Regions from separate parts of the Mus musculus genome. Here region 1 is linked to region 2. A link is a contact called in ENCODE Hi-C or POLR2A ChIA-PET data. All regions are on one chromosome and are shown on one strand. Each heading gives the region's core, a stretch centred on a gene start or an enhancer-like site at or near the end of the contact. The rest is flanking DNA. Distances are from core to core; before and after follow the strand shown.

The links. A loop is a pair of places that touch in the nucleus more often than their neighbours do. ChIA-PET counts read pairs that join two places held with the same protein, here RNA polymerase II (POLR2A).
Region 1: a loop to region 2 is called in a map of gastrocnemius, with 12 times the contacts of the local background. The contact joins two enhancer-like sites. A Hi-C loop is called at or near these places in 1 of 37 maps with a recorded cell type or tissue (gastrocnemius). POLR2A ChIA-PET finds 5 or more read pairs at or near these places in 1 of 5 experiments (Patski).

What each region holds. Positions count from the first base shown.
Region 1 is chr14:29,226,659-29,231,688 of GRCm38, forward strand. The region is part of intron 11 of Cacna2d3 (calcium channel, voltage-dependent, alpha2/delta subunit 3); the gene reads right to left. Among named protein-coding and RNA genes, the nearest start is that of Lrtm1, 210 kb to the left of the region's middle. Within about 2 kb of position 2,901, at least 1 of the 3 ENCODE cell types and tissues checked has a DNase peak (open chromatin) inside an H3K27ac peak, as active enhancers do; it is gastrocnemius, where a contact is called at or near this core.
Region 2 is chr14:29,176,443-29,182,008 of GRCm38, forward strand. All of the region lies in intron 12 of Cacna2d3 (calcium channel, voltage-dependent, alpha2/delta subunit 3), which reads right to left. Among named protein-coding and RNA genes, the nearest start is that of Lrtm1, 160 kb to the left of the region's middle. Within about 2 kb of position 2,509, at least 2 of the 3 ENCODE cell types and tissues checked have a DNase peak (open chromatin) inside an H3K27ac peak, as active enhancers do; they include gastrocnemius, where a contact is called at or near this core.

The DNA.
Region 1 (5,030 bases), core at 1,651-4,150, 51 kb after region 2:
GACTATGAAGGGATTTTGGGCCGCACAATGAAAACCTGGTAGGAGGAGTGTGGGTATTTAGTAAGCTTCTTTTCAGGGTGCAAACTAAGTAAGATACTTTGGGGAATACTGAAGGGAACCTATGAATAACAAAGCTTAGATGGCATTTCACTTGTAGATACAGCAGTAATTCTTAAGACAGCTTAATATATCTCAAGGTCTAGAGACTAGTTTTACACTTTGTTGAGATAAGATTGAGTCTATAAAAATCACGATTTTTTCTTTAGTTTTTGAGATGGGCTACATTATGTTCTCTAATCTAACCCTGAACTCATGAACTTTCCTTGTCTCAGCCTGCCCAGTACCTGGGACAATAGCCCCGTGCCACCAACACCACAGCTAACTGAGCCTGTAAAAGTCTTCATGGTGTATTCTAGTCCCAAGTGGGTACAGTAAGTATCATGTAGATAAATAATGTATACTCCTTGTTAATTTGTCCAACCTAAGATGTGGTGGAATTTTTTGAGGTGGGTTCTCACTAGCAGTCTGAACTATCTTCAAACATATGACTCTCCTGCCTTTCCTTACAGAATACGGGAATTCCAGGTGTGTGCTACCTTGACCAGCAAAATCAAAAAAGGTTTATAAAGCCCTTTCAAAGTTGTTCCTATCCATAATATATTATGTCAACACATCTTTGTGAACAGCAGGTAGGTATGCCGGGAGGAGAGAGAACAGGAAGAAGAAAGCTCACGTGTGGCTCTCAGGTTCAGGCCCTTTTGTTTTCATAAAGGTCATGAGTTTCAGGCTATGACAACCTGAAACAATTTCTCATGTAATTTATTTCTGGCCCATTTGTAAACATCAAATGGCCTCTTTTATTGGGTTATATACAGCTCAGTTAGGAAAAATTAAAACAGCTTGTAAGTCCAGGAATGGTTTTTAATGTTCAGAAGGCAATTTTTATTTTTATATTTTGTGATTTTCATTAATAGACAAATTGATTTCTCTTGCAAGTCACAAGAACCCAGTAAAAAACTATGAGTAGAACCCAGTTTTCTTCATCAGTTTGGCTCAGTTGCTTCCTGCTGCCTGCTCTTTTGGGTCATCAATAGCATAATAATATCATCATATACCTGGGTTAGATCTTTGGTTCCATTAGTGACCCACATCACTGGGTCACTAAATTAATTTACTTAGATGAGCTACTGAGATTGCTTAGTAGTCAATGTTCTTCCTGTGTTAGCATGAGTTCAGATCTTTAGAACCCACAAAAGAGCCAGGCATGGTGTCAGATGTACAGAAGGCAGAGACAGGTAGATTCCAGGAGCTCAAGGGCCAGAAGATCTAGCAAAATCTCTAGGATGACATAAACCTGCAGTCTCAAGTAACTGAGGGGGTGAGAGCTGAGGCAGAGGGATCACACAACTCCAGGAGGTAGAGTCAAGCCTGGACAATGTAATAAGAGCTGATCTCAAAATAGTAAAGGGGCTAGAGAGATTGCTCAGTGGCTAAAAATATGCACTGATCTAGCAGCGGACCCACGTTCAGTTCTCAAGGACTCATAGTTGCCTGATTCCAGCTCTGGAGGACCTGATGCCTCTGGACAGCATAAGCTCCTGAACTCACAGGAAAAGAGGTGTGTGAAAACATAGATTTTAAAAATAATAATTAAAAAAAAACCCAACTCTTTAGAAAATAACAGAACAAAAATAAGATACCAGTAGGGTGCCCCTCTACCCCATTAGAGGAGGAGCTTGAATCTCTTGACCTGGGTTGAAATGAGGGAGAATTGGGGTCCCAAGTCCTCAAGCCCTTCCCCCTCCATTTCCCCAGGCTCCTGCCCAGTCTTCTCCTCCTCTCTGGTTTCATTCCACCTGCAATGTCTCCCAAACATTCCTTTCTCAGATGGGCCAGCATGGGACTCAAAGAAGGAAGAGTGTTTAAAGTGGCAGCAGATGCCACCAGCTACAAGTTCCTTCCATTGCTGCTGTATTTACACCCTTGAGTTTGGTCCTGCCCAAGTGCCTTTGTCTTCTGTCATCTGAAGTATTTCAGGCAGGTTCAAGTCTTCTGGGTTTCCAGTGACTCAGACTGTCAGCACTCCATAAGCATAGAACAACCTAGTAATTATGCCCTCTTGCCTACAAGCCATTATGGTTTCAACAGTCTTCTGTGTCAGTTAAGACCCCTGCTGAGCTGCCTATATTTGCATGGTCACTGGCAATTTGTACACATTTTTACCCACATTCACAAATATCCTCTTACTCTAGACATGGACATCCTTGAGAGACAACACACACACACACACACACACACACACACACACACATACACACGGTAGGAGAAAATTATATCTGAAGGCCACTGACCATGCATCAATGTATAAAACACTTCACAAAAGATGAAAAGAGTCAGGCCAATGTTATTCTTTCCGTGTTGTTCACATTTCCCCCAGTCACGTTCCATCTCCTTCCGCAAATGTTCTCGTCATGTTTTATTCTGACTATGCGAATTCTGCTTACTTGAACATTCTCTCCTCTTCAAAGACGATTGCAGGCAGGAGGCATTCCATTTTAATCCTTCACTTTGCCCTCCCGAATGTCAAGCATTTGTGTGCAGTGTCTTCAAAATCAATAGGGACCCAAGACATATCGCAATGAATATCAGATTGTTCCGAGCAGAATATTAAGCATGCTTTATGTTTTTCTAAGGCGGGTTTTAAAAACAGGACTGGCAACAAAAGCAAGTTGAAAGTTTATGAAAACAGACAACCCTAGCTGTATTGCATTTCCCTTTGTCTGGAAGCCAGCTCTTTTGAAAGAGTTCAAAGCAGAACGGAATTGTGGCTCGTCTTCTAAGCAAACAACACTGTCCCTGCATGTCAGCGAGTCTCCCTGCTGCCTCCCAGCTCCTGATGGCCTACCTCACTCCCTGCAATTTGCCATCCACATTCCCGAGACTCTTCCTCGGTTACAAATCTGCTGTGGATGCCATTGCATTCTATATCCACAGGCAGTTTCCTGGGAAGCAACCGCGAGTAATCGATTTGTCACTAGGATCTGACAATAGCTTGAAAATATTCTTATTTGGACTGTGTGCCGTTGATTACTTTAAATGCAAGTAAGGGGAGAGAGCAAAATGATAGTGACAGAGGGCTCCAGAAAGGGACAGTAAACTTGATTTTCTGTTTGTGCAAAGTGCTGCTATGATAACATGTTGAGTGTAATTTTAAAAAATAATGAATGACAGGCCAACAGGGCTGATCACCATGCCCACTGGCAGAAAGAGGCTCTGGAAAATGAGGAAAAAGAAGAACAACTATCTGGCAAACAGAAAACTGGAATTAACTGCTCCATCTTAAGGATATTTAGAAAAGATGTGCACCACCCCCACACCCCTGCCAACACACACACACACACACACACACACACACACACACACACACTTCCCAGAAATGGCTTTGGCGTTCATTAATGGCTGGTTTGAATGCTGGGAAGGGAACAAGGAAGCCTGGCAGTCTCTTGCCTACAGTCTTTTAGCTCTGGTTCCCTCTTCCTGGAATGCATGAAGAATAAGTTAAGTGTGCACAGGGCTTCACTCCCTTCCAGACCACAACAGTGAGGGGCACCTTGTAGCCAGGATGGAGGAGAAGATCCTGGAAGAGCCAGGAGCATGGGTTACAGTGCTGGGTTCCTTAGTTTCCCACAAGGGCCAGATGCATGTTCCTCTCTATACACTGGAATCTCTGGGCTGGGAGGATTAGAAGTTATCATTCCTCAAGAACAAGGGCAACGAAGAATCTTCTTGCTGGACCTGCCATATGAAATACAGATAACTTTGTTTTTGCATATTTGATGGGCGTGTGTGTGTGTGTGTGTGTGTGTGTGTGTGTGTGTGTGTGTGAAGACCTGGGGTTCCTCTGTTGACTTTGAAGAGTATTGAAGTAGTGTCTTTCACTAACTGGAGAGCCAGATGTTTGAAATAGTGTGGCTAGCCAGTTTGCTTTATGAATTCCATACCCCAGCCTCCATGTACTGGGACTGCAGACAGGCTCTCACACACATCTGCCTTTTCTGTGGGTTTTGTAGATCTGTGCTCTGGTTCTCACCCTTGCACAGCAAGCAGTTTCTCCTCAACCCTAGAAAGTAGAATTCTTATTGCTCTGGGAGTCTTGGTGGAAGTCACAGATGATTTCAAGACATCAACACCCCCCCCCCCATGCAGCACCTAGTCACTTGTTAAGGTCATTATTACTCGCAGGTCTGGCTTCACTAGGCAAAGCCCAGGCCAGGTGAAGAGATGAGAAAGGAGTGAGTCATTAATCAGGCTGCACCCTCACACTGTGTGACAGAAATTATGGTGAGACAAAGAAGAAAACACTGCTGACCTCTGAGGATTCCAGCAGTTCATCCCTACAGCCAGACATTACTTCTCCAGACACTCAGCATCCAAGCCAACACTTGACTTACATCCTTTCTCAGAGGCCTTTTCTAAGCAGGAAGTAGAAGAACCACATATATTCCAATGTGAAACATCTAGGAGTCTGAGGGGCATGGGAGACACACTGGGTGTTGGGAGCAGGGAAGACTGTTTTAACTCAAAAACTTCTTGATTGTCAGTGACCGATAAAACCATTCTTGGGAGTGCTAGCCTAGTGAAGGCTCTCCACTGCAGTGGGGCTCAAGTTCTGCTCTAGATGAGATACTCACCTTGGGAGTCTCTTCATGAATAGACTGAATATGCAGATGCCTGGAACTGATCCCAGGGCCACAAGGAAGACAGCAAGGCTGATGGGATCTGAGTAGAGCCACAGGACATTCTTACTGCCACTGGGCTTCCAGAACAGAGGAACTCTGTGTCAGCCTCTATCATCATAATGCTGCTTAACTCGAGGGACTGTCTCACTGGAGCATCATTTAAAGTTTCCTCTGGAGGAGCTGGCTCATCAACTAAAAACACTTGTTGCTCCTAAAGAGAATCTGAGTATGGTTCATAAAATCTACACATGGCTCACAACTATCTGTAACTACAGTTCTAAGGAAACAGAT
Region 2 (5,566 bases), core at 1,259-3,758:
TTTGTTCAGCTCTGAGCCCCATTTTTAATGGGGTTATTTGATTTTCTGGAGTCCACCTTCTTGAGTTCTTTATATATATTGGATATTAGTCCCCTATGGTAAAGGTCCTTTCCCAATCTGTTGGTGGCCTTTTTGTCTTATTGACGGTGTCTTTTGCTTTGCAGAAGCTTTGCAATTTTATGAGATCCCATTTATCGATTCTTGATCTTACAGCACAAGCCATTGCTGTTCTATTCAGAAATTTTTCCCCTGTACCCATATCTTCGAGGCTTTTCCCTACTTTCTCCTCTATAAGTTTCAGTGTCTCTGGTTTTATGTGGAGTTCCTTAATCCACTTAGATTTGACCTTAGTACAAGGAGATAGAAATGGATCAATTCGCATTCTTCTACATGATAACCGCCAGTTGTGCCAGCACCATTTGTTGAAAATGCTGTCTTTTTTCCACTGGATGGTTTTAGCTCCCTTGTCAAAGATCAAGTGACCATAGGTGTGTGGGTTCATCTCTGGGTCTTCAATTCTGTTCCATTGGTCTACTTGTCTGTCACTATACCAGTACCATGCAGTTTTTATCACAATTGCTCTGTAGTACAGTTTTAGTTCCGGCATGTTGATTCCACCAGAGGTTCTTTTATCTTTGAGAAGAGTTTTTGCTATCCTAGGTATTTTGTTATTCCAGATGAATCTGCCGATTGCCCTTTCTAATTCGTTGAAGAACTGAGTTGGAATTTTGATGGGGATTGCATTGAATCTGTAGATTGCTTTTGGCAAGATAGCCATTTTTACAATGTTGATCCTGCCAATCCATGAGCATGGGAGATCTTTCCATCTTCTGAGATCTCCTTTAATTTCTTTCTTCAGAGACTTGAAGTTCTTATCATACAGATCTTTCACTTCCTTAGTTAGAGTCACGCCAAGGTATTTTATATTATTTGTGACTATTGAGAAGGGTGTTGTTTCCCTAATTTCTTTCTCAGCCTGTTTATCCTTTGTGTACAGAAAGGCCATTGACTTGTTTGAGTTAATTTTATATCCGGCTACTTCATTGAAGCTGTTTATCAGGCTTAGGAGTTCTCTGGTGGAATTTTTAGGGTCACTTATATATACTATCATATCATCTGCAAAAAGTGATATTTTGACTTCTTCCTTTCCAATTTGTATCCCCTTGATCTCCTTTTGTTGTCTAATTGCTCTGGCTAGGACTTCAAGTACAATGTTGGGAAATGTTTTTGTGATGGAGCCATTTTCCCAGGTGTGACATGATCTCTGACACCAAGAAGCAGATTTGCTGTGCTGACTTACATAAGGCCTTGGTTTTCAGTTAGCTGTGCTGTGGGTTGGGACTCCAGTGGTATATGTTTTCATGCTACACATGGTGTGTATGTGTTTGTATACGTGTATATTTGTATGTGTAGGATATGTGTGTGTTTCTGTGTTTCTCTGTGTGTGTTTGTGTATATGGTATGTATTTCTGTGTGTTTATGTGTATGGTATATATGCGTTTTGTATGTATGATATTTGTGTATATGTGTGTGGTATGGTATGTTTTTGTTTGTATGGTGTGTGTGTTTGTGTGTATGTGTATTGGGCCAGGAGAAAAGATTAGTTTTCAAGGACGCAGTTCTCCAATAGGAAATGCCTTTTTAAATAACCCCATCGAGCTTTTTGAGTCATTAAATGGACATGGGTGGAACTGTTTCTTCTAACATCTCTCTATTTCAGGTGAACAGACTTCACTATGTCTCCCCTTGAAGTGATGCACATGCATTTAGCTACTTCACATATTTCCAAAGATTATGCAGACTTTTAAGGATGACAAACTGAAAGCCAGAGAGCCTAGATTTAGGGTTCTCTCTTTTATAAATAGAGATAATTATAACACATACCTCCTAGGAATTCTCTGAGGGTTTAAAGAGATGTGTCATGTAATTACTGTGTGCCCTACCTGGTACACAATACAATCAGTAATCTCCGATTGCTATGAGCAATAGCCACATGGTGATCTTTGTCTGAATCACATGCAAATCTTCAAATCCTTGGTTTAACCAACAAAGTTTAACTCTGCCTTTTCTTCTGCCCAAGCCCAGAACCATTCGTCTCGTCTCATCTCATCTCATCTCATCTCATCTCATCTCATCTCATCTCATCTCAGAAGGGTGAAGCATCTTTGGGATCGCGTAACAATTGGAAAGGGCAGTGAGATTACGAATTAATTCTTGGTAAAGGTCAGTGACTGGACTTCCCTGGATGGCTTAGGCTACCAGTTCCATTTCAAACAAGGAGAGAAGAACCTTTAACCCCTCAGAAAGGGATAAGCTAAACACACAACTGGGAGAGACACACAAGGCATTTCCTTTGGAGCACATGATGACTGATAGGTTGAGAACTCCAACACTGAGCAAAGCCCGTGTTTGCACAGCTGGGAAACACTCCATTAACTCTGATTTCGAAGGGGAATCATCTAGCGCTCGTTTCAAATGCTGGCACGCTGCACATTAGAAAAGGTCATCGCCTCTTCGTGGGATATCTGGACTTGCCGACTGTCTTTGCTGCTGTCCCAGTTCACTTGTTTATGCAATGGTGTGAATACGGCATTTAAACTGCCTGGCCTGTCTCTCATGGCAGGGATGGCTTTAATGTCTTTAAAATGGCATGCTGCGTTGTTTCATTAGAGTTGCATTCCTTAGGGCAGGCCCTACTTAGGTATAAAATGAAACAAACCAGTCTGTTCCAAGTCTCTTTGGATTCTGCCAGCTTGTTGAAGGAGGCAGAGAACTAAGGCCCATGAATGTTCCCCAGGCGTGTGTCTGAGGCTGGCTGACTATGAACTGTTTCCATGGCTACCAGATTTCTAAGAAAGACTTTCTGCCTGGACGGTGGGTCGTTGAGCGCCAGGGATCCAGGGATGGCATAATGGCCCTCCCCGTCCTCCCCTCCCTCAGGGTCACTCTGTGGTCAGGCAGCTCAACCTGTCAGCAGGCTTCACTTTGGCCTTTCCTCGGTCTGCTCAAGTCCTGGATGCTGACAGTTTATTTCACGGAAGAACTTAGTTGCGTCAGGGCAAAACCATGTCATGGGGGTAGATAGGGCTTCGGACGTCGTGTCACTTGAGCTGAAAATGTTATGCTGCCTCCATCATGTACCAATCCAAGATCATAAACAAAGACTTAATTAATGACCATAGATGAATCCTTGATCATGACTGACGCCAACATGAAGCCAGTGTTTACATGGGTGCAGAGGAGCGGAACCTGACACTGTCATAGTGAGTGCGACTTTGAAGAGACGGCAGACAGTGACATTCTGTTCCCCAAAGCCATCAGAGGGAGAACTAAATCAGGAAGGCAAAACCGGCAGGAACAAAGGGTGCATAATGAATCTCACTGACAATCTGGCCAGCAGCTATCCTTACATCCACAGATTTTCTGAACCTATAAACCTTACAGACTAAATTCTTGAGCTAAGTCCTGACTTTGTCTTTTGAGAGGCTCTGCCAGAGCCTGACAAATACAGAGGTGGGTGCTCGCAGCCAACCATTGGACTGAACACGGGATCCCCAGTGGAGGAGTTAGAGAAAGGACTGAAGGAACTGAAGGGGTTTGCAACTCCATAGGAAGAACAACATCAACCAACCAGATCCCCCAGAGCTCCCAGGAACTAAACCACCAACCAAAGAGTACACATGGAGGGACCCATGGCTCCAGCCGCATATGTAGCAGACGATGGCCTTGTCAGGCATCAGTAGGAGGAGAGGACCTTGGTCCTGTGAAGGCTCAATGCCCCAGTGTAGGGGAATGCCAAGACAGGGAAGCAGGAATGGGTGGGTGGGTGCTGGAACACCCTCACAGAAGCAGGGGGGGGGAGGGATGGGATAAAGGGTTTCTGGGGGAAAACCGGGAAATGGGATAACATTTGAAATGTAAATAAAGAAAATATCCAATAAAAAAATCAGAAATGAAAAAAATTCAAAGATTCTTAAAAAGGATAACTAAAACTAAATTTTGATATGATATTAGTTGATTAAGACAAGGTTCCAATTTGAGGACTTTTTGTCAGCTGGACAGCAGAGAGGCAAAGGCAATGATGATGCCCAAGTATCTACTAGCTAACGGGAAAATTGCAATCTAGTGTGGTAAGGATTGAAATAAAGGGGAAAAAAGGAAAGGAATTTTCCCCATGACCACAGAATAAAGAAAAAAACAAACTGGGAAGCATAACTTAGTCTTTTTCAAATGTCAACAAAGGTCTAAGATATACAGAAGGGCCTCTGCTGTCAAAGGGAGTCTGGTGTTTACCTAATTCCCCTATCCCAGGCCTCCTCTAGTCCTGCTACACCTGCTCCTGAGATAACGCTGAACCATGGCCTGGGATGTGCGTCATGATGCACACTTTTTGTGAGGCAAGCTGAGCAATAAGCAAAAACAATAGTACTACTTGTTACTTCAGGGATTCAAGGAAGCATTCAAGCTCTGCCACAAAGCATTTTTTTTCCTTTTTTGGAGGCAAGGAAACTGATATTTGCTTTAAAGACTATTCCAAATAGAACCAGAGAATTAAAGACAACGCCAAATGAAAGGCATCATGAGAGCAGGCTTATTTACCTGGCTCCAGCAATCAATCGCCTTTACTCCTTGGGATCTGCATTTTCCCTCTGTGAGCTTCCCTCTGAACATGCATGACAAAGTGACCCAGGCTGGGTGACAGAATCTTTTTCTGGAAGAGGGGTTGGAAGCTAGCCTTTAGATTTGCTAGTCATTATCCAGGGAAGAAGTTCTCAGATCTTCCATGTTTCCTGCGTAGTACGTGTTGTACAGTAGGAGGGAGCAGTATGAGTGGACAATTTCAAACCACACACAGACACAAAGCAGGGATCTTCTATCTCCGTTTTAAACATGATGAAAACATGTGAAGAGAACCCACAAAGGAAAAGAAAAGCAAAAATACATTTCCCCTGCTCTTTCATGAAACTCAGCCTTCCTTCCCACTTAATGGTTCTGAGTCACTCCTTTCTTTTTCCAGAACATTCCCTTTTTGTGTAAATTGCAGAGAAACAACTTTGGTTGCTGGAAATAAAGTACTTTTTTTTTTTCTGAAGTCGTCAAAGCTGCAGCTGAGACCTGTAAAACTTTCATCACATCTTTCTTCCACTAAAACCCAAGCACTACCATGTTGATGCATTATAGCTTATGAGACCAGCGAAAGGATAGACCACCTGAGTCTGTCAATACCAACTACTGTACAACAGGACATCCATCTTTATTAGTATGGATAATTAATTTTACTTGTGTGGTAAGCTATCATAGGAGCACCTGCTCTGAGGAAGTTCAAGGCTGGGCTCTGTCAGGTGATCAAGATGAAGTCAGAGTCTGAGGCTGCTCTCACAGAGCCCGTGGTCTCAGAGGGGAAGTAAGGCAGATCAACAGATCACTGACCCAAGGGAATAATGTGAGCACTTATGTGCTAGAAACAGGGCTACTAGTCTGACTTGCATGACCCACTTCCTGCCTACAACCTGCATATTGGGCAGGTATGACACCACCCACTTTATGCAGGGGATGAAACTCACAC